Linked DNA regions of Mus musculus: all the other regions are linked to region 1. A link is a loop called in an ENCODE intact Hi-C map of the cell type or tissue named here. Cell type or tissue: left cerebral cortex. All regions are shown on one strand. Region 1 has its middle 32 kb from the start of Gm23860. Region 2 has its middle 62 kb from the start of Gm33646. Region 3 overlaps Tox (thymocyte selection-associated high mobility group box). Region 4 overlaps Tox (thymocyte selection-associated high mobility group box). Region 5 overlaps Tox (thymocyte selection-associated high mobility group box). Region 6 holds the start of Tox (thymocyte selection-associated high mobility group box). Region 7 overlaps Tox (thymocyte selection-associated high mobility group box).

Region 1 (4,000 bases):
CCCTTTGTGCACTCTTTCCTTGGAGTTTTTACTTACTTCTAACACAGCTTAGTCTTTTTTCCCTTCTATATTAGTTGTACATTTCAGCTTTAGATTTTAATTCATTATGATCCTATTAACACCTTCAGCTGGTCTATCCATTGTCTTCAACCTCCTTCCTAGAGGCTCCCAGATTGTAATACATAACAGCACACAACAGCTACCCGATGAATGTTTATTTTGCTATACATGAGCACCCACCATCTAAATTCTACATCGATATGATAAATGATCACTGAATGCTGGCCATAGTCTCAAGCAGGATCAGTTCTGACTAATGCTTACCAACCTTTATTAGGTGTGGGTCTTCCTATTTTTACCGTTAAATCTAGTGCAAGAGACACACATTGGTTTTATCTTTTGAGACAATCCTGATGAAACATCATTTTTGCTAAAGTTATTGAGACAGACTCTAAGGTCCCACAGTGCTTAGTAAGAGACAATGGAGTGGTTGCCTAGCAATGGCTGTTGCAGCTCTGAGAAGAAGGAAGAGAGACAAAAGTGTGGTGATCTTACTAATCCTAGTCTATGAGATAAACACTTGTAGTATGAATATTAATCAAAGCCAAAATTTTGCTTCCTGGCTTACAGCTTACACTTTCATTTTAACTAACATCTATAGTTGTTTATAATTCCTAATATTTTGCTTCAGCAAATTCCTTATTCTTCAAGCAAATCTTACAAGTTTTATGCTATGATTATTTCCATAATTTCCTAACCTAGAAACATAAAACATCACCCCACTGCTCCCCTTTATCTTCTCTAATTTCCATTCCCTGCAAAAAAATAAAACAAAACAAAACAAAAAAAAAAAAAACAAAGGCCTTCCTAGAACATCTTAATCCACAACACAGGCACCTGGTGTTCTGGAAATCAAATTGTCTCAACTCTTCATTTATCATTTAAACACACAATTCTTTCAGCTATATCTCAGGATATTTTGACTGAACTACTGAGTGCCCCTTGTGGTATTGGTTCCCTTTATTCTTTGTGGTATCTTCTGTTACATTTTAAGGGAGTCCTTTTGCCTATCATATAAGCAACCTGCTTCTGTTTGGCTGTTTTTTTGGGGGGGGGGTTGTAGGACTCTTTGCTTAATACATTATCTTTCTTATAGCAGGAACTCATAAGAGGTTTTATTTAGTTATTACGTAGTCCAGCATATGTTTTATTTATATCATTGTATTTAGTCTGTGTAAAACCCACAAGGTTTAAATATCTAATATCAAAATATACCAATACTATGAAGTTTAAAAGGAATGAATAAGAAACAAAATGTTTGTCCAAAGCAAGCAATGTTGATAGTAGCTGCTGGACATTTGGTGCAAATGAACAGAGGAGATGCTAAAGGTCTCACTGGAGAATGCACTGAAATGTCTTTTTCCTTAGATATTCAAACTCTGTTAGTCAGAAGACTAACTTGGGAGTGGTCATATACCTCTGTCTCTTCTTAGATAACTGCAAAGTGTTCATGAAGAGACCCAAAATTTCTAGAATACCTTCTAGAATCTATACAACATGAAATATGCAAGACCGCCAAAGGTCTGTGTGTGTGTGTGTGTCTGCCAGATGCCCTGAAATACTTTGTAAGGTGTAATTTGACTGCAGCCATCATGGATGTCCACTTGGGGGCACCAAAATGATGCCTCTGTTTTCTTTATTTCTCATAGCAAGATTATTTTACAATGATTCTGTATGCAATTATTTTAGTATGAGGACAAGTTGGTAATGGTTTATATTTATCATTTATTCAAGCAGCTTGATTTTTAATGCCTGTTATCTCTCTATTAATGAACTAGAAACCAGTTGCTTCCAAGAGTGGGTAATGTCCTCCTGATGGGTAGAACATTGGGCCAGGAAACAGCCAATACAAGAGCCAGAATAGAATCAGAGTTTCAGGGACCTCAGAGGTTAAAACCTGACCTCCTGCTAATTCACAAATACCCTCTGCAATGCCCCTGGCAAGTAATCATCCCCTTCCAGGTCTGGAGGACTGCTGGGTAATTGAGTGATTAAGCAAACTGCTTAGAAATACATTACAGAATCATAGGATAACTGTGTAGAAAAGGACCTTAGCGATGAACAAGCCAACCCTTGACTCCAAGAATTGGGCTAGCAAGGTCAAGTGGTTCACTCATGTCTGAAAGTTAGCAGAGCAGCTAAAACTACACTTTTGAGTGCCTGAGTCAGACAATTATGCCAGCATAGTTAGTGCTCCTCTGTTTGTTAAACTGTGGTGACAACCGTGAATAGAAAATGAGGAGAAGCCATTGCACAATGAGGATGCTGGACAAAATATTCTGATTATAGAGTTGTGGCATGTCCTGGAAGTGGAAGGGAAGGAGTCACAATTGGAAGTTCAGTTAGAAATTAATCAAATCAGGCAATGCAATTCAATCCAAATTGTGTCATGCCCAATAATAATAATATTTTCAGGACCACTTTCAGGAAGAATGGTGGCAGAAACCACCAGATTTGAACAAGAATTATTTATCTTCCCAGTGATCTTGTCTTGCTCCCAGGGTTAGAAGAATTCACTCGTTAATTCACACTATTCATTTGGGTTTCACTTTTTGGTTCATTTTGCCAGGCTTATCTGGTAGATACAAGTAACTTTAAAAATACATGTATCTCCCCGTTGAACTGCAGTACTTTCAGCTGTAGCTCCTTATTTGAACAGCTTGAGGACTAATTTGAATCGCACTTCTCTTGTGGGTGTTCCAAAAGCTTGTGCTATCTCAGGGAGTTGCCTTGTGGAGACATTAAAGATGTTTTTTAAATGAAGCACATCAAGATTCGCTAAATTACATATGGTTTGATCTAGGAAAGGACAATTGGAGACTTCATTAAAATAGATTTATTCCAACTTCATGTATGGAAATAAATTTTCTTGTGATAACTTGGTCTGTGCCCATCCAGATTGTAGCATTTCCCTAGTTTCTAAATTAAATGTTTCTACATGTGAATCTTGGCTCTATATGGGCATATATTAAAAGGCTTAGTCATCATTATTTTAAGTATCCCAGAATTGAGTCAGGTTTCTCAGGAGCTTTGCAGCTTAGTCGCTTGCTTTGATTTGGTTCACTTTCAATTATCTTCCCTTCCTCTTCTCCTGTGTTTCTGCTTTTAAAAAAAAAATATCTATTTTAACTTTAGGTAAGAACTAAACTATCTTCTGTTGCATAAATCTTGGTCTTCTCTGCATTGTTGCCTTTAAGTGCTGAGCCTTTTTCTAGTAGAAGGGAGAGATTCCTACTTCAAGGGGACAGATTTTATATACTATGTCATTTCAATAAAGAAATATAAGGAAATTTTTCTTAGATTGGCTTTTAAATTGGGAGAAGCAAGTGACAAAAAGATTCATTATCTTATCTAGTGTCATCAAGATGATAAACACTAGAGCTGTGGTTTCATGCTGGGCTTTTCTCAATCTGAAGCCCAAGGGTCTTATGTCATATCAAGCCTCTGACATATGCTTGGTTTAGGTTAACACCAGGCCTCTTAGAAACGCAGACAAACAAAACCACACCTACCTCACAATTCACCAAGAAATATATATGAAATACTTTATACTTCCCTTTACAATGATACAGTTCTGCTTTTTATTCAATTGATCTACTGTTATTTCTTCCCAGTTTTGACTGTAGAAAAGCATGATAATGGCTAACAATGAAAACTCAACAAAGCATGTTATGTATGCTATGGTAAAATGTAAGAACACAATCACTAGTCAATGTATGGATGAGTGTAACTTCACTCAAAGAATAACAAGACTACTGCATATGGATTCCAGCCAAGTGTCTTATCCATTTCATAGAGTAACTAGATCCCAGTGGGAAGTTACAAATGTTAAAGTATACAAAATGGTCATTACTACAAGATGCTTTTGGTTACAGCATGAACATGTATTATGTTAATAATGGGTCAACAATTTTATTTTGAGTTTGAGTTATTTTATTTT
Region 2 (4,000 bases), 600 kb after region 1:
GACTTAGACTGATGTAGATTTATTTCCCAAAATTAATTTTGGGGTGTCAAAAAAAGCTATTTTTCCTGCTCCATCCCTTCCATGGTAGATGGGCATGGATGTTGTGACAGGGAGACCAAGGCTCCATGAAAGAGGTTCCAGATACAGTGGAAAAGAACTAGAAAAGTATTGTCCAAATTTTCTATATATCATCATCCCAGCCTGAGGCAAGCATGGTTATTAATCTCTAAGGTTCAGTTCAAGTTTCCAGTCCCCACGGTCTCTGGATTGCTGATAGAGACAATACCATTTGCCATGTAAGAGAAGGAGCAGGCCTTCAGGCAAGACTAGGGAAGCCTAGCTCCCTGGGGGTGAGGAGATGCAAACTGGCACTATGAGGTCTCAGATACTTGAATAAATGTTACTGAAAAAAAAAAAAACTTCCTGCAAAAGAATGAAGAGGGGAAAATTAGGTTTTGAAAATATGATTTTTAAAATTAAAACATAATTACTTCATTTTAAATTTTTTCTCTCTTCCCATGCACCTCCCATTTCTTTTTCAAATTCATGATCTTTATTTGTTACAGTGTGTGTGTATGTGTGTGTGTGTATTTGTGCAGGTGCGCATGTCCCTAATATATAAATATAACCTGCACAGCCCATATAAGTTACTTGTATGTGCATGAAACCAGGGTTGACTCCTACATATTAGATAGCCAATTTGGGGACTCATTTCTAGGGGGATTATTTCTTCCACTCTCAGCATTTCTTAGCTGTCTGTGGTTCTCTGAACAAGTGACCATGTGGTGCCTGTCACAACTGATTCATGTTAGACACAGCTTCTGCACCTACGGCTTAGGGATCAGAGTTGATGATAAAGTAGAAAGATGGTAAGAATCAGAGGAATAGGAAATTTCCAGTGAAATTTCATCCCTAAAAATGTCAGAGAAGCCACCCATACCTATAAGTCTCATCAGAATTAGTGTGTAGGCATGGCCTGAACATGCATGACCTTAATGGACACATGAGCATAGAAAGGGGGACATTTCATGACACTTCAAATATAGACAGGGATTAAAGTTTACAAAGAAGATTTAGAAGAAAAGGGTGTGTTCTGATAATAAGATATTAGCATATCAAGGACAGGTGCCACTTCCTTTTCATAGTAACCTTTACTATTTATTATAAACTATAAAAGAATGAGGAACAGCCTAAGACAGAATGGCTCCACATTCTTGCTAAACTATGCATAACTTTTCCCAAGCTAAGCGTTTGCTTTGTTTGTTTGTTTAGTGTTTGTTTGTTTGGTGTTTTGGGTTTGATTTTTTTCACTTTGCTTTGATTTTCTGAGACCGGGGCTTGTTCTGTAGACCAGGCTATCCTGAAACTCACCATGTAGCCCAGGATGCCCTCATACCTACAGCAATCCTCTTGCCTCAGCCTTCCCAGTACTGTATAGACAGGAGCCAGCACACACAACAAGCAAAACAAGTTTTATACACTTGAGTTGGCTAAAAACAACCTAGTAATGTTATGAGCTTTAAATGAGCTAACACACATTAAGAGCTTAGAGTTGAACCTGGTGCTTTAAGTACATAACAAATATAACTCCTTTTTAAATTCTTACATGGTAAAATATGTATATTCAATAGATACATCTTTTATAGCAAAGTACTTCTTTAATTAGTAAATGTTGATCACCAGTAACACTACTGATAATAGTGTATAGAATAATATCATAAAGTACTATTTCTTAGCAAAGGACATTTAAACAGGCTAACCTATCAAGTAAATAATGGCTAATGAACAGCCAAGTGCAAGTCCTGCTCAGAATGCCATCACTGTTCGGTCTGTCACTGCTCTGAGTGGTTCTCTCAGGTTCCAGGGAGTCAAATGAACAGGAGAGTGAAAGGTTACATTCCCGTGTACAGACTTAAGTCGGCTGGGAGGATGTTGGAAGCATCCTGAGAGCCCTTCCCAGACATGAGCAGTATTCACCAGTGTGAGTACTTTCTACATCACTTACATACAGCATTTGTTACTCCAGCTAATCCCCTGACATCCTGTCATTTTAACACTACACTATTTTTAAAGTATAAAGATGGAGAGAAATTGTAGGAGGTAAATGGCAGGAGGAAGACTGGATGACTTGTATCAGCAACTGTTCAGAGCAGAACCTCCTCTGCAAAGCTCCGGGAAGGGTGAGATCTTGCAGTGTTAGCACATGAGCAAACTCTTTTCTTTTTTGGAGGTGTACTGGTGACTACTACAATTCTTCATCTGAAGATTTTTTTCAGGTTCTTTATTTATAGTGTTTTGCTTTTTCGTGCTTAAGCTTTCTGTAAGCTCTCTGAAACAGAGAAGGAATGAGGATGATAAAGTAAAGAGTAACCTTTTATGAGACACTTAAAGGGTACAGTAAAAAGAGAGGGAGGGAGGGAAGGGAGAGAGGGAGGGAGGGAGGGAGGGAGGGAGGGAGGGAGGGAGGGAGGGAGGGAGGGAGGGAGGGAAATAGCTTAAGGAAGATAGTGGTAATGGGGGCAAGGTCATAGCCAGACAGGAGGAATAAATTGTTTTACACAGAATGGTGATTATAGTTAGCAATTTTGTATCATTTAATTCAAAATGCCTAGCAGAATTTAAAATGCTGTCACTAAGAAATGATATTTCAGGTGAATTGTGGTAACATAGTTTGAATATGAAATGTTCCCAGAAGCTGTTTATTTTAGGAAGCCTATGGGACATGAGGCCTAGCTTGTAGCTGTAGCCCAGTAGGGATGAGAACTGTAGACAAGCCCTCTTCTGGTCCAGCTTTCTGCCCTGATCTGCTGAGATATGAGAGACTGGCACTTCCTGCTCCCACTGTTAATGGTACTTGTGGAGTCTCTCAACCAGCATGCCTTCCCTGTTGTTCCTTACTCTCGCCCCTGGACCAGGAGTTTAAATGAGCCTCTTCTCTCTTTAGTCACTTTACAAGCAACCTAAATGTCTTGAAATGATTGCCACACATAAATGCCTCGTGTCATTAATGTACCAAATCTGGTATGGTGGTATATACTAGTATTCTCAGCTTTTAGTGGGTAGAAGCAGGGTCTGATGGTTTGCATAACTGTGACCCATATAGGTTTATAGGAAGGGGCATGGTTAGGAGGTGTTTCTTGCTGAAGTAGGTGTGACCAGTGAACTTTGAGATCTTAGAAGCTCAAGCCAGGCCCAGCCACTTACTGTCTCTTCTTGCCTTCCGTGGATCCCTCTAGAAGTCTCAGCTCCTTCTCCAGCATCATGTCTGCATGCATTATATGCCATGCTTCTTGCCATGACGATAACAGACTAAACCTCTGAACTACAAGGCAGCCCAAATTAAATGTTTTCCTTTATAGGAGTTGCTGTGGTCAGTGTGTCTCTTCACAGCAATAGAAACCCTAATTGAAATATGAGGAAATTGTGAATCAATTTTAAGCTAAATATGAAGACCTCGTCTCAGAGGAAATAAAATAAAATACATAGGCATATGCATAAATACATATATACATACATACACTAAATATTATTATGCAATGTTTCATAAGGATATATAATTATCTGTAAATTATGAATGAATTATTGTTTTAAAAAGAAATGTCTGCATGGGAAATTTGAGGGACCACCCTATCTCTTGCTTATTTTTCCTATCTGACATTTTATTATTCATCCACTATTGATAATTTGGGGGGAAAGCATTGGATCTGAAATCTCTCATGGAAAAACAGTAAATATTTTCTTCAAAAAAAGGATCCTAACTAGCATATGAGATACAACTGACTGTATGTTAATCAGAAATAAGCAATAATGTAATAAAATTTGCAGTGCCATTCAGAACGTTAGTAAAAGTGGAATAAAATAATGACAATATTATGGCGCACTTCACTCCATCAACAAAAGAACCCACACAGTCAGCAATGCTAACAAATGTGCTCACTCAATTCAAATCTCACCAACCTGCTATGTTTTTCATTATTATAATGTCAACCTCTCAGGAACA
Region 3 (4,000 bases), 950 kb after region 1:
CCAGCCGTTAAGTAAGGTGATGCTGTGCAATGACTACAAGAGGAAAGCACACACAGGAAGCGCATTCCTACTGCACTGGCTGAAGCCACACCTCCATGTGTGGTTACTGTTTGCCTGCTCCAAGTGACGATGTGCCTGTGGGAAAAGACACCTAGGAAATGAGCATTTCTTTCCGTTATGCTATAAGCACGTTACAGTTGAGACACAAAGTAAAATCTCATTTTTGGCTGGGCAGTCTTTCATTGTCTTGTAGTTTCCGCAGCAGTAAGTATCTACTGTTAAAAGCAGAGCGCTGGCCTACTTCTGTCTATTTCCATTACTGTGCGCCTTTGTACCACATTGTCTTTCTCCTGGTGCCTAGTGGAACATTAAGGTTCATAATTATTTTGATAAGATCAGGGTTGTGGGCCCTTTTGTTGTTTTTCGGCTTCCTTATTTGCTAATAATTCAGATTCAGTGCTGAAGACTAACAAATCTCTTGACCAGGCAGGTTGGAAATGCAGAACTCTGAAAATAATACAGCAGCGATATTTTATAGACCTTTCGATGTGAAAAAGCTTATGGTCCAAATTCATATCACTGAGAGAAGTGAATGAGAGCTTACTATTCATGTAGGCAAAGAATGCATCCTGCTGAGAAAATTAATCAGGATTTACCTAAGTAAAAATTATAAACAGAAGTCTCAGGAGTCGTTGATAGGTTACAATATCTAGTTGAATCAATCCTGCACAAACTACACAGGATGATCTGTTTCTTTAAAAAATGCTCAGTGGTGTAAAAAGGAATAAAATTACATTTGTTTTTGGTCCTGAGTGGTTACAGTAGGATTATTGACTACCCTGTAATTCAATGCCCCATTTAACGAGAATGATATTAATTATGAGCACATTATTTTAAAAATTTCCAAAGCAGATTCTTTTGTGTCCACAGTGTGAAAACTCAGTGTCTGCCCATAGTCAGAGTTAGCTCTCCCTACAGTCCAGGGCAGCATGGAGGGGAGGCCAGCAAGTGGTTTGTGTGCATCTGGACCTTTCGGTGTCACTCAGGAAGCCTGGAAAATCTTTCAGCAAAAATGCTCATGCCATTTACCTCAGCATGACCTCACAGGCCCAGCATCTTGAGTCTGTCCAAGGATGTTTTATCCACAGCGCAGCCCACCTTGAAAGTTGTTATTCTAGAATATTCTTTATCCTAGAGTGAAATGTGAGGGCTCTTCTGCGTCACCGAACCCAAGGGTTAAGGTCAAGGGTAAGGGCAGAAAGGGAGATCCTTCCAACGCCTGCCCTGCCTTCCTATGCAGGTGCTTCAGATGTTTTCTCTTCACTTAGACCCTTGTCCATGAAACTGACTCAGCTTCTCTGAGGAGCATGTGAGGCTGCCATTCAAGGACATCTGACAACTGCAGTTTTCCTTGGAACATCACCATGTTAGTTGTTAGAACAATTTCAACGGACTACGTGGCGTTATGAGTTCACACAGTCTTGACTTGCAACTTATGGTCTTAGAGAAAATTTTTAAAAATTTAGATTACTTGAAAACCTTTCGAAACTGAAGCTTTTATGCCACTAGGGAGTGCAAAGCAGTCAGGTGTGCTTAGCCTTTATGCCATGGTTGTTGGTACAATCGAGAACGCACACTCTCTCTTTTTCTTTTTGAGTGGAACACATGAAGGAAAGCAGTTGCGAGAGACGGAAACCAACTCTTTTTCCATTCACCTTATTATTGAGCTGTGGTTTCCCAGCTTCCGTTTCTGTTATCAGAAGATCTGAAGCAAAGCTTCAGTTATGCAGAGAGAATGAGTTAACATCTAATCAAGTAGGAAAATAGCTTTAAACACCTGCTCCGAATTTGTAATATAATATTCAGAATAATATGACCTGGTAAATTACAGTTTAAAACCAGTGTAAGAAGCATGTCCTATTATAATGTCCATCAGGCATTTAATACCATTGTTCTTGTTTATTTCGTTTACTTAAGTTATAAAGAGTGTGTCTCATTCTTCTGAGAAATCTAGCATCTAACAGGTGTTTAATAACAGCATGCCTCTATGAAAATTATCTCAAGGGCACCCTTAGCAAAGGAGAGCAAGTCATTAAATACTAGTTTTAAAGTGACCTCAAAGCTTTACAATTAAGCAGCAAAGCTCACTTGTTATGCCTGTCTCCCTCTAGGGGATGATATGGTGCCAGGGACAGTGTGTTGGTGTTTTGAGAGACACTGGAGAAAGACAAAGAAAGGCAAATTTCTTAGGGTAGTATGCAAGCTGAAGAGAGAGAGGGAGGGAGAAGGGAGGGAGAGAGAGATATTAAGACAGAGAGAGATAGAGAGACAAAGAGAGATGGAGAAGGAGAGAGAAGAAGGGGAAGTGAAGGAGGAGTGAGATCAAAGTACAGTGTGCATGGACATGGCCTTTCCAAATTCATTTATTTCCAAACACAGTAGTATGAGTCTCTAACCGCCTCAGTGTGATAGCAGCAGATGTTCATTGCAACTACTGCAGAAAGCAGTGACTGTAGTGGAAAGGTGCTGGTCCCCAGCAGCCTGATGGAGGTATCACGCCTCCCAGAGGTAAAAAGAAAAATGGACTCTTAAAGGAAAGAAGTCTGCCTTTCTCATGGAGGTGATTGTAGCTGTGAACAGTAAAGAAGCAATATAGACACCCTCAACAGTGTATTATCCTTCATGATAATCGAGGGGGCAGCTAATGATTTGAGTGGGAGAGTGACTCAGAAGTCTACCAGACTCACACTCTACTAAGCTGTAGGAGTCTCTTATTGAAAATCTGCATCTTAGGCAGGTAAAGAAAATAGAAAGGAATCATAGTAAAAATAATTTATTCATATATACATAGACTATTTTGTTGCACGAGCTTAAATTGCCTTTTCCACAGCAACCAGTTTGGATCCAATTGAATACAATAAATGTCTTGTGACAGTGCTTGCATTTTTGCTTTGTGATTTCGGGCAAATGCAGAAAGATTACTGATGCATTCCTAGTCCAGAAATATGGTCTCTATTGATTGCGTTGACATGATAAATAGCAGTTTTACATGTTAATATTTATTCAGAGATGCTATTGCATCTATTATGAGCGTAAGTGCTTATAGAACCATTTATTGACATTCATTTTTAGTTGAGCCTAAGTTATCATTAGTGGTCTTTCCATAAATAGGCATTTGACACTTGAATATATTTAATAAAATGCATGTGCTAATTGTATTTGCCTGGACTCACAAGTCATGTTTTTAAATGGGGAAAATTAAATTGATATTTTTAAGAAATAGATTATTTTTGTTTGGGAGAGAAGTTACGCAAATAAAGACATTTTGTAAGGTAGATGGTTTATTTTCTCCTGGTTATTGAAAACCAAATAAAACAAAAATCCAATCCTGTCATTAGTGCTTTAACTAGCATAATTGGATAATGCTTACTTTTACATTGTTGTATGTCTTAGCACCCAGAATAATTCACTGCACACAGTAGACATGTGGATATTAATTATAAGAAACAATATATTTAAAGAAGAAAATACCAATCTATTGACTAATTTCTGCTAAAAAGAAAAGAAATCTTGTAAATATGGATTTCTATAAATGAATCTATTATTTGGGTCATCAATATTAAACAGTCTGAAAATGGCTTTCTAGCATTTAACATTTAAGAGAATAAAACTGAAAGCTGCAGGTGGGGAAAGATCAGTAGCACCCAAGTATGTTTTGTATTTAATGCCATGGAGCAACAGAAACACTTCAGAAGGCTGACCATGAGTATCAACCTCACTGCAACAACAGGCAGTGTTCTGGTCTTTCCTTAAGCCATATGATTCCTGTATGCTCTGCATTAAAAGGGCTGCTTTTTTAAAATTGTCTTCCTAGCTTTCATTTCCCATATTTTACAACCATCTTCAGACTGTTTGTTTTTATCCCAGGGTTAGTCAGCTATTTATTTCATTAGTATTAAGTGAAACAAGCCAACAGATAAGGAACTGTCTTTTTTTAAAT
Region 4 (4,000 bases), 1.1 Mb after region 1:
GGAGCCCTACTCCAAGTAAACGTGTGAGCCCTGGTGATTGGCTACACACCCAGATTTAAGGATCATAGTTCAAGAGTGAGTTACAGTAAATACAAGCTATCTGTGCTTCATTGCCAGATAAAATATAACTCACACCATACATAATCAAACTGTCCTTTACAAAGGAAAGGAAAGATAAGTTACTATTATTGTTCTAGAAAAAAGGCTTGTAGGCAGCATATGATCTAGTTATGTTTTAAGATATAACATAATCATGACAGGTGGAAAGAATTATATATATATGCCTACAAGATGAGCCAGTTTGTGCAAAAGATAATTTTAATCCATTACTGAAATTTTTAAAAAAACGTGTCTTTGGATTCAATATATAAATTCATTAAATTCACAAATTAGAATGGAATACACAGGAAACAAACACCATAAAATTCTATAACCAGAAAAAAAGTGAAGAAAGCATTTAACTGCATTTCAACGTTATTTTCTAGAGCATGAAAACCCCATTTTCATTTCAATAGAAGCCTGGAGTCATGGCAGCACAGGATGCTGCACTGAAAAGTAATTGAGTTTTATGTGTATTTTTTCCATATTCTGCTAGAGATGATTCTGTTATCCTATACTGAAGTCCAAAATGATTCAAATCTCAGCCTCCGTGTATCATCTAATCAACTCTGAACAATACAGAATTCTCAGCAGAGGCTCATCTATAACTGAATACTTAATTATGTGGTTCATTTCTTAAACTTAAACATGGCATTAACAGTATATTTAGTTTGAAAAGTATATATGCATACATGTATTTGTAGCACGTGAAATAATATAAAACTGAAACCCTTTTTAATGCAGAACCGGCTGCTCTAATGCTACTGAGCTTCCATTCTCCTTCAAGTATGATCATTGAGGAGTTTGCCGCTTTGTAGCTATGGACCTAGTATTAAAGTCAATGACCTCCCTTGTCCCAAACTGAGTGTTGCTCACCTAAAACAGCCTCACTCAACCTTCTCAAGGAAACTGTTTAAAATAGTTCACCCATAGTAAGCCGTAGAGTCATCTCCCCCAAAGACTTTGCGAGATATCTAAGAGAGTATCACTTAGAAATTCTGACAGCGAAAGCTAAAATGACTTCAAAATACAACGCATGAAGGTATATTTCTATAGATCAAAAGAAAAGAGGCAGCGGGTAGACTATAGGGATGCTTTTAGGAAGAGCGCTTTCCTTGAGTACTTGCGTTGCAGGTTCTGGTGGTCCTAAACAGAATCATTCCATGTGCAACAGTTCATTGATCTCCTTGGTAAGCAATAGCAAGGCTTAGAACAATGGCTTCAGGTTAGAACAAAGGTCTCCTGTAGAGGGTGGAGACAACTTACGTTAAACAATGCAAATAAGTTTTCTGCAAGGCTCAATTCTCCATGCTTAGAATTTCTAGGGTTTGGTAGTTAAGGATAGAATGGTCTCTTTAAAAAGTGATTGTGACATGTATTTTGGAAAATCAAACTATACTCTTTAATTAACTTTCTTGAAAAGTTCAGGATTATATTTCAGAAAGAAAAGGAAATGAAATCAGTTCCTGGGTAATTTATTTTGTAGCAATGTGTTGCAGCCAGCTGAGCCACCTGCTGGACTGAGGGTATAGGTGCTATAGAACATACCAGCCGAATATACCTCTGTATACAGGCTCCAGCAAATGTCTACCCACTCTTTGTCATGTTTCCTCAAAATGTCCACTACACATGTTTTCAAACTATTTATCTTCTAATTTCTAAAGTTTATCTAATCTAAGTTAATAATTGTTGAAAGTTCAAAATTTATCATTTTAAAGTTTCGCTGTAAAAGGACTTGGTAACCCTGCTATTGAATGCACTTGTATTTTGTAGGTAACATTTGCATAGATTTAAAAAACATTGGTCTAGAACTTCTTCCATTTATATGGTTTTCATATGTGGGTTTTTGGACCATGGGAGTAATCCGTGAAACTCTCAATTCAAAGCAGGGCACACTACTTTTCTCATTACTTGGACCAACTGACTAATGCATCTTCAATGAGGAATGATTTTCTTCTGGACTCACAGTGTTAAAAGGCTCTCTGCTTTACGTTGTGGCTCAAGATGTGAGCGCTCAGTATCCTGCTCTTGTGCCATGCCTTCTCCTTACTACCATGCTTCCCTGCCATTATGGACTCATCCCTCAGGAACTGTAAGCCCAGAACAGCCCTTCCTTTTATAAGTGGCCTCGGTCATTACAGCTGTAGAAAAGGAACTAGTGCACCCATATTCTCTCTGTTACACTAGCTTGGAATAATATAATGATCTTCAAAGGACATCATACATGCCAGATTAGATGGTCAGATAGGAAAAGTGTCCAGTCTTGTTCCAAAACACCATATATGGCCCCTTCATTCCCCAAACCAACATATCTGCTGTCCCCCTAAACCAATGTAATCACTTTCAAACCTAGAAGCCTATAGCTGCAATTCCTAGAAAAAGCTGCATGCTTACCATCATCACTGCTGTACATCTTGGTAAAACTGTCAAGGACCAGACTTGAGAGTCTTTTATCTAAGTGAATTTTCTAAGCATGCAGGATATGTGTGGTTTGATGTATGTTCAGTGTTTGGGACATGTCTGTGGTTCATGTGTTCACTTGTTATTTATTTAAGACAAGAGATTATTATGTTGCCCAGGTTGATCTTGAACTTGTGATGATCCTCCTGCCTCTACCACCTAAGTGCCGGGTTTATAAGTATACATCACTATCCCAGACATGTTCTGTGGCAGAGTGGAGAGGCATAAGAAGAATGAAGCGACTGGGTGCTTTAGAGTCAGTGGGCAGGGAAAACCTGAAGACTGGAGGTCGAGAGACCTCAAATGCCCCATGTGAACTGCCCTTTCCCTTTAAGCATCTCAGTTCCACTGGCGTCTGTAGACGAGTCTGTGCTTTGCATCTCAGTTATATTTATGAAAAGAGACTTATATTTTCATTGCTACAGACTGAAGAAATTACATGGTACTCTAGACAATTAAAAAAAAACATGTTGTCAGGAAACACCAAACTGTTGGATTTATTCATCATTTCATGCCAGAAGAAGGAGGGGACATAAGCAAATATTTTGTATTTTGAAAAGGACGTCTTAGTTTATAACATCTTGAAGGCAAGAAAGCAAACAAGCTTAGCTAATGCCTTTTTAAAAGAGAGAATATGTTTCTCCTAGTTAATGACAAAGATTTCACTGAGATGGAGGAAAAAAAATGTTGCATTTATAAAAATGTTGATGTAGATATAATTAGATCCATTTTAGGACCAAAAGTTTTATGCAGAAACTGACAGAAGGATACACAATAATTATAGTTTCCTGACAAGCTGAATAGAGTTTTCTTTTTTTATCTTGTGGTTTTAAAAAAACCAAACTGTAAATAAATATGCAGTTTGACAGATTGTAATTGCGATCAGCAAGGCATCTTTTCATTTAATCAGATGTTGTTATTAAAATGGGGTGACAATTAAACATTTTATAATGTGACGTAGCACTCCATTAAAATTCTCCAGCAGACAGCGGCAATTTACATCCAATGCCCCAGCTTCCTCCTCTCCTTTCTGGAATGTTATTGGCTCTGACCTTCACTGGATGGGTCTCTGTTTTGTTTTTCCATTTTTACTTCATCCTTTGACAAATGATTTCGGACAGACTCAATTTTTCTCACTGCACAACTAAGATATGATTTTTGCAAGTTCTTCTTGGATTATTATGGCCCACTCAGTGGGCATACTGAAGCAGACAGAGGGCACAGAAAGCATTTTTTGCTTGACAGGAAATTCATTTTCTATGTTTAGGTAAAAGTTATCTTCATCAAGTTCAAATTAATATTGAGATTACAATTAAATTTGTTTCAGGGATGGATTAATAGGAAACATTTGGAGAGTGGAAATATCATTTAATATTTTACATCCCTGGGAAAGTGCGTATACTAGAAATACTTGAACCTTTATTTGGTTCAGGTCTTGGAA
Region 5 (4,000 bases), 970 kb after region 1:
GATCTAGGTTACTATAGGCTACGTTCTATTTTTGTAAACTCTTTCCATAGGTAGAACACTCTGTGCAGTCTATACTTAGACACTACTTTTTGCTACCATGGCAACTGATTGCCCAACCAGGCCCAGAACTCTAATCTCTTTATTGAGAAGGAAGTGTGGTAAGATGGCTTTCCCCTTAGCTCATCATACCCCATACCAGGTTGGTCAGATGTACTGTTACTAATATCTCAAGGATATAAAATATAGAAAAGAGCACACTTAGTGTTCTCAAGGCCCTACATTTAAAGTGTTTTTCAGATTATTCTCCTGCCTTTCTCTTAATGTTTACAGAGGTGGGAAGTTTGAAATAAGATGAAATAAGATAACACTGGCCCCAGAATGACACCTTCTCCCTGCTACCCCCTCAGTGATACCCATGTCCTCATTTGCTCTTAGGAGCGACCTGGCTTCCACTTATGCATTCTATTTCATGGTGGCTCTGCTGTTCCTGCAGGCAAGTAAGGCTTTTCCTGTCTGTTCTTAGCCAGTGCTTTGGACATCCTGTGAGCACATGGTTGCTCCTCTTACTGCTTTTCCTAGTGTAACATCATAGCCACAGCTTATTAGAACTCACAGGTCAGGGAGCCTATGACCTGGGTCTATCTATTGCTGTTGCTAACCTCATGGTTAACATCCCCAAGGACACCAAACTTCAGTGAACTCTGAGTGCCTTCTGTGAACGGTCAGCTTTGGATAGTGATTTGTCTGGGTCTCTCACACCTAAATTCTGAAGTCCTCATTGCTAGTCCTTCACCATCCGGTTAATGAGGAGATCCATCCCATAGTTTCCAGTTCCAGCCTGTGAAGCTAGTTCCTGCCCTTGGAGCTGATGATGAAGAAGTGTAAAGAAAAAGAACACTGTTCCAACTCTCTTCTCTCCTTAGGATCCAAGGGGAGTCCATCATCCTCTAGCCAGGATTTTACAGTGCAAAACCACCTTCAATATCCAGCAGAAGAGTTTACAATTCAATCCCCTGCACTGTTTAAAAGAAGGAAGAGAGAGAGGAAGGAAGGGAATGAGGGAAAGCAATATGGGAGGAAGGAAAGAAAAAAGAAATACAGACAGACAGAAGAAAAGAAAGAAAAAGAAAGAAAGAAAGAAAGAAACGAAGGAAGGGAGGGAGGGGGATGGAGGGAGGGAGGAAGGGAGGGAGGGAGGGAGGGAGGAAGGAAGGAAGGAAGGGAGGAAGGAAAGAGAAAAGACTGGGCTTTATATACATTTAAATTCCCACGCAGAGGACACAGAGGAAAATAGATTCCCAAGTCTTGCTAACCATCCAATCTAGTCTCATCAAAAGTTCTAGGTTAGTGGGAGACCATCTTTCAAAACTAACCAATATAGAAAAAAAAAAAAAGGAGATGATGCCCAAGCAACAATACATGAGTACACACACACACACACACACACACACAAGATGTAGTATTTAATTCTAGATGTTTTTCATGAGTCATGCCCTGAAACTGAGCTGTTTTGAGCTGGGGATTGAATAAAGGTGACAGTGAGTCCTGAGACATGACTTGAGAGGGAACTGTACCCATAAACATCTGTTTCTGTCCTTTGAAAGGAAAAAAAATGTTTGGCTGCATCCAAATGAGTATATTCTGCCCACAGGATAAGCAGACAATCTGTGCCACTATAAAAGAAATGAGCACAAGGTTGCAAAACTTCCCACTGGAAACAAGGAGATTGGTCCTACCTGTAGCAACCATTGTGTGTAGGGACTGACCAAGACATCAAGGCTGCCTCCTGGCTGTCAGTCAATGCTAATCACCTGTCCTCTAAGAATTCCTGTGGGCTTAGGCATCTGTGTAGGAAGGTGCTTTGCTTTTTGCAGTCTCCAATTGCCTCCCTTGGACTAGCTTTCATTATATTTCAGAAAAACAACTATTTTTACATAAACTACAAAGTCACAGCCGGCAGCGTGTATAGCAGAGACAGATAGCCTGAGGTTGCTCAGGGACTTTTTCTTTAATCTTTGCCCAGAGCCATCATGGCCTGCCAGGTACAACTAGTGTTACCGGGGCTACAGTGTGAGTGCCTCTCTGCCAACCCTGCTGTGCACAGATCTGTGCCTGCTGCTGCAGCCACTCAGCCGTGTGAATGACACTGCTTTCAGAGACACCTTAACCTTCCGTAAGCCCGAAGATGCAGCATCTTCACAAGTACCGGCTTGCAACAGCAATGCATGGGAGAGGAACCTTCTCAGATAAATTCATTGCTGGGAATGAAACACCTACACCAAAAAAGGGAGAGAACCCAGAACATTCTGGAGTGTGGGCAGGCATGTTTCTTTGAAATTGTTTTAAATCACAGATCTTATTTTGCTACATTCTGGCAGGGCTGAGCTGGCTGGGAAATCGTTGTTGTAGACTGTGTCCCAGTGAACACTTTTATAAAACCAGCAGGAAAAGATCGAAATTACAAATGGAGGATGTGACTTTTAACAAAAGGGGGTGGTGGCTCAGAAAACAACCATTCTAAGGAAACAGGTGACTAGGAAGAGGAGTGCTACAGTGTGCATTTGCTGTAGGCTTTGGTTTTAGTTAGTGTAATGCATTTTACCTAGGTTACGTTCTCTTACTGTTGCCAGAATGAAACACTTGAGACAAATCAACTTAAGGGAGGGGGTGATTTTGGCTCAGGGTTTCAGGGGTCTCAGCCTCCACTCACCCTTTACCTTTGGGCCTGCGGTAGGGTAGAACTTACAGTAGGAGCCAATATATATATACATATATATATACATATATTGTATTGGCTGGAAGCAGAAAGAGGAAAGGATTGGCTCCTAATTTTTGCTTCCAAAGACATGTTTCCAAGAACCTAACTTCCTCCAGCAAGCCCCATGTCTGAAAGCTTCCTCTGCACCCCAATGGCAGCAGAAGGTAGTGAGCACGCATTTGACAAAGGATTCTGGGAGACACCTATCTAAGACACAAACATTGTTGGGAGTTCCTGAGAAAGTGCACCATGGTGGACATCTACAGTCAGGCTTCCCCTCTTGCTTTGCCTGCTCTGAGGCCTCTCTTTTCTACATGGAAGGCCAGTGCTTAATTTTCTTACTGATTATATCCTGAGTTAGCAAATCTCCTTCAAAGTTATTAAACAAGATAATTTAAGCCTACAACTATGGAACATCTTTGTGGTTCCTAGGTAGAACAGTGGGGTGAAGGTCAGTATTTATACTCCTGGCCATGTGAGCTGAATTTGAATCTAGCAGCACATTTTGTCTCAGTTTCCAGCATCTGTAACACTCCATGTTATCTCTATGGGGTTCTCTTAGAAATGGACTCTATTTATTTTAGCACTTAATACATGTCAGATTAAAAGCAAAGAAGCCATTGGACCAAGGAATTAACATTGAAAATCTTAAAAGGCACTGCTGTGCTAAAGGAATAGCCCACATACTTGTTCATGTTCAGCTTTGCTGTTGTCCCCCTATGTGGAGAGAGGATGTAAGGATGTCCTGAGTGTTAGAAGCCTTGCCTCTGCTAAGTCACAGACAAAAGTGTTGAACAGCTTAGAGATACTTTGGCAAGCTGTGAAAAAGGAGGTGCTGTAGCAGTGAACACTGCTATGTGACATGTTCCCGTCTGTCTTCTGCTACTAGCCCACTCCCCAGTGGTGCTAGTCTATATTTTATCTCATAACAGAATGGCAGTATTGAAGGTGGATAGAAATGGACTTCAGTATCTTTCACACACAATTTATAGAAAGAGAAATCATTGGGAAAAGATGAGTGCTCTCTTTGGGTCTTTGGTTACAAGATCTAAAAAGTCCAGCTGCAAGGAATTCAAGCAAGAATGAAAGTGCAGAAAAAGAGTCCTAGCATAATTCATGGGATCCCGGAAATGAAAGCAACAAGTCCTGGAAAAACAAGCAAACCTGAGACCATGGCTGGGGAGTTAAGGCAGAGTCAAGACTGAGCCCATCTGAGCTCTCAGCTCTTTTTCTGGCTAGAGT
Region 6 (4,000 bases), 860 kb after region 1:
TATGGACAGAACTATCTCATTTTTAAAGTAGTATTTACTCCAAAGTGTAGCCACTTAAATTTTCCTTAAGTGGAATGGAATATTACTACTCAGTAAAATGTAGACCTTGAGTAGGATGTTAGACAATGGTGGGTATTTAAAGTTATTATATTGATGACCATGCTTTAGTGTTAAGCTCTCTCGTGGTTAATGTACTTTTAGCTCAAATTCCTTAGCATGCAGAGCTCTCATGTTGACTCCACAGACTTCCTGTGAAAGAAATCAGGTTGCTTGCAGAGGTAAGACACAGGTTTCTGGCCCTTGGGTTTCTCATAATGGTAGTGGAAATACGTGATGTGGTACCTCCAGTATGTCCAAGGAGTCAAGACACTGACAGCAAGGACCATTCCAGCGATAAACCAGCCCATCTTTCTGCTGGCCCGAGGGCCAAACAGAAGTTGATTATGAATCCTAGGGAAGTTTATAAACCTCAAACTTTATACAGTATAATTTGTTGATGACAGAAACTTGAGATTACGTGTTTATTTAAAGCTACAGACTTTTTATAGCCCCACCCACTTTAACATCTACAAATGAATTTTAAAATCGGTGCTATGAAGCCCTGAACCTATGTACTTGTTATTGTAAAGACCTTTAATAGAGGAAAGATCACCCTTTCACTTATTTTGTGACTCAGAGGGTTTGAATGCAGAGTGAAAATCCTTCCTCATTTCTAAAGCCAACATCCATCACATTACTCTTAAGGTAAGAAGCTGTGTTCTTCCTACCCATAAAAGGAAGACCTGAGGACAACAGTTTAAGAGAAAGAGGCTACCATGGATGGAAACCAAAGTCAAGGAAAAGTTTCCAAAGGCCTTTGCATAGAGGAGAGAACCCCAGGATGCTAATTTACTATCCTTACAGGGCATCTGTTGCTTCCTCAGATCTTTGCATTTGACTGGTGCTCCTATTATAAGGGAAGAGAAACCTGGAAAAGGCTGCAGAGAGCTAGAGAGTAGCTGGCTATTACCCACCATGTACTAAAAACGGTTTGGGGTGGGGGATGGGAGGTAACAAGACTGTTTCCATATATTCTTTGACGCCAGAAACAGATACCTGTGGACATGAATTTTCCACTTTTTTACAGGGTCTTAGGCCCCTAAGGTGTGAAGCAATCAGGAATTCACCCTTGAAAGGTAAACATTGCCCACCCCTATATTAACTTCTCTCTAAAGTCTTTCTCAGGGAGAACGTAAGATGTCCGCTGGACAGTCATCAGGGTCCCAAAACTCTCCCAGATGCCAGGGGACACAATATTGCAAGTTTTTGGGGTTGACGAAGTAAAGCAAAATATGGATGATATCTTTATCCTACCAACAAAGAGAGCCCAGGGAAGCAGACAGCTGATTCGTGAAGGTTGGGGTGGGCAGTGGAGCTCCAAGAGTGCTACTGGGAATCCAACAGTGAAAGTATAATTCCAAGAGGCAAGTAACTAGCCCAGATGTGTTCCCTGTAGCGCATGGTGTGCTGATAACTGTTTCCTTATTTACCCTTCTAAGCACCCCTGGAGTCTTTTTTGCTAGTCCCGCAAGGGCAGGCTCAGCCTCTGCAAACCCTCCCACTGAGAACCAAAGCCGAATGCCGAGGCTCTCTGAGCACTAACTCCAGGAGCACCGCTCCTCGCACAGAGATCAACTGGGGTCCCTTGGTCAGCTGCACACTAGAATGGGGCAGAGGTTGCGCTCCCTGCAGGCTCCCGAGCAGCGCCACAAGACAGCCTCTCCTCTACCTCCCGCGCGGGGCAGAGGTTGGCAGTGCAGCTAGCGGGCAGGAGTAAGTGGTGGGGGGCTCAAAGAATGGGGTGGGGCGGGGGTGGGGCTGCGGGTGCTGGGCGGGGGTGCGCCACAGCGCCCCCTTGCTGTGCGAGCCCCACGGTGCCCCAGTCAGCCTTTGCTCAGTCTCTCCAGCCCCTTTGTGTGATTGTATCCACCTCCATGGCACCCACCCGGGGGTGCTGACTGGGGCACTGACGCTGCCCGGGGTCCCGCCACTACTGATCGAGCCGCATTCCCTTCTTCTGCGTTTGTCCCTCGCCTGGTTCTCGGTCCCCAACTGTACCCTCTGGGCCGCGTCCAGCCTCTGTCGGCACCCCGCCGGTCCGGGGCACTAGTGTCCTCCGATCTTGATCTCCCCTGCAACACCACACACACTCCATCACTCCCCCATCCCAGGCCTCTAACGTGGAGAAAAACTAAAAGCAAAGCAAGGCAGAGTCTCCAATAAAACGCCCAGTACCCCGAGCCCGAGCGCGAGTGCCGGGCGGCGAAGGGCGCGGGAGGCGGGGATGGGGCGGCGGGCGGGGGGGACAATGAGCGCGTGAAGTTACCTGCCCGGCGGCGGCGGGCCGACAGCGCCGGGGCCGAGCGGACCAGGCAGGCTGCGCGCTCGGTGTGGACGGGTGCGCGCCACGGCTTGGGGGGGAGAGTTGAGCGCTTTTCCACCCTCTGTTTTTTTTTTCCTCTCTCTCTCTTTTCTCTCTCTCTTTTCTTCCTCTTCTTAAACAAACCACAAACGGATGTGAGGGAAGGAAGGTGTTTCTTTTACTCCTGAGCCCAGACGCCTCTCTGTTCCGTCTGAGCTTTTTTTTTTTTTTCTGAGCACTTTTTTTTTTTTTTTTTTTTTCAAAAAGGAAAAGAAAAGGAGTTGCTTGATGTGAGAGTGAAATGGACGTAAGATTTTATCCTCCTCCAGCCCAGCCCGCTGCTGCGCCCGCCGCTCCTTGTCTGGGACCTTCTCCCTGCCTGGACCCCTACTATTGCAACAAGGTGAACACTCTGCTTTTGTCTGCACCGATTCTGGCGGCTCGATCCCGGGAGGGGGGCAGCGGTGGCTGGACCGCGATGGGGCCCGCTGGGCGGACTGGGCCGGCTCGCAGAGGCCCGTCCCGGGCGCGCTCGGTCGCAGCCCGCGGCGGCGCTGCGTGCGCTCGGGTAGTAAATATTGTGGAGCAGCTCCGGGGGTTTGCCAAACAACGCGATTGTGCGGAAAGTGACACGATTTGCTCGGATTCTTTCCTTCCTGCTGTTCGCCACTAAGGATCCCTGCTTAGGTTTGCCGGGAGACATTTAAAAAAAAAAAAAAAAAAGCGAGAGATCGAGAGAGAAAACCCACGGAATACTTTGGGGGTGTGTCTGGGGTCTGGGAACTGAGGCAGAGTAGGAGAATTCAGTTTATATTCTAGTTCCTTCTTCTCCCTCCCTTTCTTGGACAGCGGGGGCTCGTGGCATCGCTTCCTTGCTCCGGATCACTTGCCAGAGGAGCAGCTAGGAGTCGGGGTGCAGGGACCCCGGAGGATCCGGCGTTCCCACACCGTGAAAATTATTCTGTAACTCTTTTGTTTTCTGTTCCGGCCGCCGAACTGGAGTTCGGACGCTGGCCCTCGAGACCAGGACGCTGTGGGCTAGTCGCATTATGATTTGGGGGAACAGATCTCGTTTGGGGGGTGTGGGGTGTGGAAATAGCAAGTTTACAGGAAGCCAAGCTAGCGCTTTGCATTCAAGTGTAAAGCTCCGACGCTCTTTGCCTGGCTGAAGCAGGGTCCCTGGCTGGGCTACATCATAGTCTGCTGACTTGGGCCACACAGGACAGCGGAAAGGTATTTAATGCTGGTGATCCAGAATGAGAACTCTGGCGAAGCTGCCCCGGAGCTCAGCTTGGCCCAAGGATAGGACAGCCAGGAGTTTCTAGGGAAGTAATTGCTCTCCTGGCTTCATGCACGCAAAACCTGAGAGGGACACGGAGGGACCGGAGGGATCGTCTCCAAGAGCAGCCACAGGCCACATCTCTCCTCTCCTGGGGCTTGGTGGATTTGTCTAAGCAGTCCTAGCTGATAGAGGTTGCTGGGGACAAGAAGGTCTCTGAAATGCATGGCAAGCCTTTTGGACTCCCAGTTCTTGCTTGATAAAAACCCCCGGCAGATTCTTCCAGTCCTTTCAGGCACTTCACTGACAAGTAGATTAAT
Region 7 (4,000 bases), 960 kb after region 1:
AAAGAAAGGAAGAAGACAACTTCCTTTTCCTACTTAGGTCCCTTAACTAAATTGAATTAAACAAAGACATTTTGAGTCACAATCAAATTCAGATGGAGAAAATTGGAGGCAGACTAGGGCCACCCATGAGTTGCTTAGATAGCCTTTAATGTTCAAAGCCTACAGTGTTTTAAACTAGGGAATTCTTTTGTCTCGTCTTGTGTTGAGACAATGTGGATGTTTAGCCCAGGCTGGTCGGAGACACAGATCTATCCACTTCAGCCTCCCCAGTGCAGAAATTGCATTCATACGACACCATGCCAGGATAAAATGATTCATTTCCACACTTTTATGAATGGGATACATTATGCAACTGATAGAAGCCCTGTGTGAGAAAATCCCAAACAGGGTGTCCTTTAACAGTTCCTTAGACTCCTGCTGAGTGAAAATGGTACTCTAGAAAGTGTGAACTACCAATGAAGCCTAGTGGATATTCTGGAACTGAGGCAACGCTGGTCTGCTAGCCATTGCATGGAAGAGAACGAGACAAAGAGTAACTAATTGAGCTGCCAGTACCAAGAGAAGTAGAGTTGCGTGTATGTGCTGTATATGCTGGTGAGAGCCACGGGCTTGAATGATTTGCCACCTGTCCTTCCTGAGCAGTTTATTTTGGGGTGCTTTTAACCTCAGAGACAGATGTGGATGGGGAAAGGACCCAATTTCTGGGACCTGGAGGCTCCTGGCAGCCTTTTGAGCAAGTCAGAGACAGGCATTTCACCTCAGTTTGTTTCCTTCACGTGGGAGGTGAGAGACAGTGAACTCTTCAGCCTCACTCAGATTCTGTCATGGCTTTAACCCAAGGAGAAAGCATGGTGTTCGCATGAAGACAATTATTTGAAAAGTGTGTTATGATCATGATCAATATTATATTACTGAAAGGTATCATTACGGAATGAATATTAACCCACTTCCCAGGTAGGGGACCATGATTGCCAGTCCAAAATGTCATTCCCAGAGAGAAACTAATATCCTGATTCTGGTTCTAAAGCTAGGTATGTCTTATCTTTCTAAAAATGAAACTAATCTTTGAGCTCTGCCATCTCCCAATCACAGCCAAGACAATGATACAGGTCTAGTTGTCCTGGACATTGATGGCTGAACAATGTCTTCTGCCCAGTTTTCCAGATCACACCCACACCCACCCCCACCCCCCAGCAGTCACAGTATGTTCTAAGAATTTAGAACCAAACCATCTGCATCCTGAGATGCCTCCTTCCTTTATTTTCATGTTCTTTGGCTTCTTCTCTAAACTAAGAATCTGAGTCCTTCCAATGCATGCTTCAAGTGCCAGCTGGGTAGCTGGCTCAATGCACCATGATCATTACATTACTAATCTCTATGCTGGCTGGAGTCTAGGTCATTTGTATATGCTTATCATGACCCTTTAAAGAGATAAGAGCTTAGTTGTTTCTGTTTGAGAGGAGAAAGGAAGGAGGTGACAAGGAGGAACAAAGTGTTCAGTGACTTAGTGGCCTTGCATGGTTCCAGCAAAAAGTCAGTTTCATGCATGCTAGAATTGTACTCCGTGCCTGCTGAAGTTAGCAAGGCTCGATCTTCTTCTTTAGCAAATTCCTCTGGGTATACTGTTTGCCTGCATCATGTGGAGAACAAATTTTCATCAGGACCCAACTTGTGTAGTGACTGCAAAAAAGTAGGCAATACAGAAACATGCCCCACAGAATCAACAAGCCAGGACTCACAGAGACTGTATAGATATGACCTAGATCCACAGCTTGTGTATTATAGTTGTATAGATTGGCTTTGTTGTGGAACTACAAACAGTGGGAGTGGGACTGTCTCTAACTCTTTGTCTCATCTTTGGATCCTTTTCCTCCTATTGGGCTGCCTCATCAGCCTTGATATGAGGATAAGTTCCTAATCTTATTGCAACTTGATATGCAATGTTTGGTTGATATAGCTGGGAGGCCTGCTCTCTTTTTGAAGAGAAAATGAAGTAGAAGCCTGTCTGGGGGAAGATGGAAGAAGGGACTTAGAGGAGGAGAGGGAGGAGAAACTGCACTTGAGAGGTAATATATGAAAGAAGAAAGAAAATAGCAGGTGGTGTGTATAGATTCTTGAGGTGAGGGGGAGGAAACTAAGGCATCTGGAAATGACTGCACTCAGCAGCCTGATGAGAGTGACACATTTGCCTCTCCACTCACCCGCCAGGAAACTCAGAACATGGCTCAGACCTTATGGCTATTCCCCATCAGAAATGTTAGGAAGCAGAAAGAAAGGGGAGAGCTTGAAGACCTGGTGGGAGCTCCAGACTGGAAGAGATGGAGGCAGCAACCTTACTGCCCAAACTGAAAACATTGGAAAGGGTACCAAAGACGTGTAGTTGTTAGATTTTAGGGTGCCAAAAAAAGTTCACTGAGCTCTGCCAACCCAGCTGTCCACAGAAGCTTTGGTTTTCTTAAGAAATGAAAACTGCAAACATCAAATTTCCTTGCCTCTTCTCCTCCCTAAGGCTTGCCCTTTAGTGTCAGCAAGCCTGGTCTGGGGTCCCTATGAGGCTTCACTGTGCTGCTGGTAGGCTTTTCTGGGAGAGCACAACTTCTTTAGGGGTGGGTTTCGCACAGAAAAGCTGCTTGTTGTGCTTAGAAGAGGAAATAGAAATAAATAGGATTTCCCGCCCAAGAGAGAACGTTCTTGACGGATTGAAATCACATTGTTGGCAGGTCTAATCCTGAGTCTTTTTATTACCTTGTGTTTTGTTACACAAGGTCCAGATTCCCTCTGTATCTTTAGGTGCTTTAGCTAAATCATGTGTGATTGTCAAGCCTAAGGTGTTTCATGAGCCAAGAGAAAGGGATTCTAAAAATATAGCACATCTGAAATTAACTTGATGGTTGTCCCTGATTTTGTCCGGCATCCAGGCAAACTTCTTTCTCTAGCTCACTGGCTTTGTCTCATTTCCCAAAGCAAGGATGAGAAACACCCTTTCATGTTGCTTGGGCCATTCAGATGGTGAGGCCAATATGCAAATGGGCACATGTACCAGCGACCTGAACCATATCAGAGAGGCTAATGGAGTTGACATGTACTGTGATCCTTTGTCAAAGACCCTTCCAGTCTTTTCAATTAACTTCCATTTGTTTTTAATAGGAGTTGTGATGATAGGGGGACTATACATGTGTTCTCATGGTGCAGAAACTGCAGATAATAACACTTGACTCATTACCGAACATTGTCAAATGCATTATTATAGTTGATCCTCTTGATAATGCTTTGTGGTATGGATTATTATCCCAGTTTTATTGAAGAGGGCTGTGAAGACCTCCACTCTGAAAGGTTAAATGGATTTCATGATCTCCTGCAGTGTTCAGGTGATACAGCTGGGACCACAATCCCATCCGACCCCACTCTACTGTAGGAGCTAGCCCAGTGCTGGCACTGTGAAATTTTAAATTTCAATCTGAATGGCCTTGTAATGTTTTCATATTTTGTTGTCACTGGCTGTCCAACCTAAAATACTTTGGCCATCTTGTCCACTTTTTAAATTCTTTTGTGATGGTCTTTGCAAAATAAATGAGGAATGATAGTGACAGCCATTGTAATCGCCAACATCTATGAATGCTTCTTAAGCATTAGAGACTTGCTGTACATTTTATTCATATTGTTTTCTTTAATGTTTGCAATAATCTTTTGATTAAGTGTGCCTCCTCTATATATATCTTATTCACAAAAGTCATCACTGAGCTTGCAGATTTTCAGTATCAGAGCCAAGATTTTCCATTGATGTGGTCCGATCAGCTACCTATTGTCTGGTATTGATCAGATTTGCTCTAGGTGCTCTTGGACATACCCTGACAATCATTTTAAATGAGATAGTTCTGATGGGACCTCTATGATACGCCAATATTCCTAGTCAACAACCTGCAAATTCTCTTTCCATATTTATTATAAAACTGGATTACAAATAAGTTACAGATAGTCAGATTTTCATCTACTTTTTTCT

What was found. Peaks named below come from ENCODE experiments on the same cell type or tissue, not always from the same donor. Only the 100,000 strongest peaks of a DNase experiment are listed, where the experiment ranks them.
Region 2: a loop joins it to region 1, with 17 times the contacts of the local background. A loop is called at or near these places in 2 of 42 quality-filtered maps.
Region 3: it touches region 1 in a loop (3-fold over the local background); 4 of 42 quality-filtered maps call a loop at or near these places.
Region 4: it touches region 1 in a loop (5-fold over the local background); 5 of 42 quality-filtered maps call a loop at or near these places.
Region 5: a loop joins it to region 1, with 2.7 times the contacts of the local background. A loop is called at or near these places in 4 of 42 quality-filtered maps.
Region 6: it touches region 1 in a loop (11-fold over the local background); 8 of 42 quality-filtered maps call a loop at or near these places.
Region 7: a loop joins it to region 1, with 7 times the contacts of the local background. A loop is called at or near these places in 4 of 42 quality-filtered maps.

What each region holds. Positions count from the first base shown.
Region 1 is chr4:7,851,214-7,855,213 of GRCm38, reverse strand. No RefSeq gene overlaps it. Among named protein-coding and RNA genes, the nearest start is that of Gm23860, 32 kb to the right of the region's middle. In left cerebral cortex, a CTCF peak has its summit at 1,665 (motif pointing right); DNase peaks (open chromatin) are centred at 1,661, 2,302, 2,812 and 3,418; H3K27ac peaks cover 2,224 bases.
Region 2 is chr4:7,251,947-7,255,946 of GRCm38, reverse strand. No RefSeq gene overlaps it. Among named protein-coding and RNA genes, the nearest start is that of Gm33646, 62 kb to the right of the region's middle. In left cerebral cortex, no CTCF peak of the experiment used is centred here; a DNase peak (open chromatin) is centred at 2,143; H3K27ac peaks cover 747 bases.
Region 3 is chr4:6,900,012-6,904,011 of GRCm38, reverse strand. All of the region lies in intron 1 of Tox (thymocyte selection-associated high mobility group box), which reads left to right. Among named protein-coding and RNA genes, the nearest start is that of Tox, 89 kb to the left of the region's middle. In left cerebral cortex, a CTCF peak has its summit at 2,170; a DNase peak (open chromatin) is centred at 2,188.
Region 4 is chr4:6,795,207-6,799,206 of GRCm38, reverse strand. The region is part of intron 3 of Tox (thymocyte selection-associated high mobility group box); the gene reads left to right. Among named protein-coding and RNA genes, the nearest start is that of Gm11802, 97 kb to the right of the region's middle. In left cerebral cortex, a CTCF peak has its summit at 1,622 (motif pointing left); no DNase peak of the experiment used is centred here; H3K27ac peaks cover 613 bases.
Region 5 is chr4:6,877,214-6,881,213 of GRCm38, reverse strand. The region is part of intron 1 of Tox (thymocyte selection-associated high mobility group box); the gene reads left to right. Among named protein-coding and RNA genes, the nearest start is that of Tox, 110 kb to the left of the region's middle. In left cerebral cortex, no CTCF peak of the experiment used is centred here; DNase peaks (open chromatin) are centred at 46, 1,690 and 2,322; H3K27ac peaks cover 2,722 bases.
Region 6 is chr4:6,989,194-6,993,193 of GRCm38, reverse strand. It overlaps Tox (thymocyte selection-associated high mobility group box), which reads left to right and starts at 2,358. Exons shown (of 9, transcript NM_145711.5): 1 at 2,358-2,804. The coding sequence starts at 2,703. In left cerebral cortex, CTCF peaks have their summits at 1,704 and 1,911; DNase peaks (open chromatin) are centred at 2,915, 3,334, 3,538, 3,872 and 2 more places; H3K4me3 peaks cover 2,651 bases; H3K27ac peaks cover 2,499 bases.
Region 7 is chr4:6,894,272-6,898,271 of GRCm38, reverse strand. The region is part of intron 1 of Tox (thymocyte selection-associated high mobility group box); the gene reads left to right. Among named protein-coding and RNA genes, the nearest start is that of Tox, 95 kb to the left of the region's middle. In left cerebral cortex, no CTCF peak of the experiment used is centred here; DNase peaks (open chromatin) are centred at 383 and 2,385; H3K27ac peaks cover 546 bases.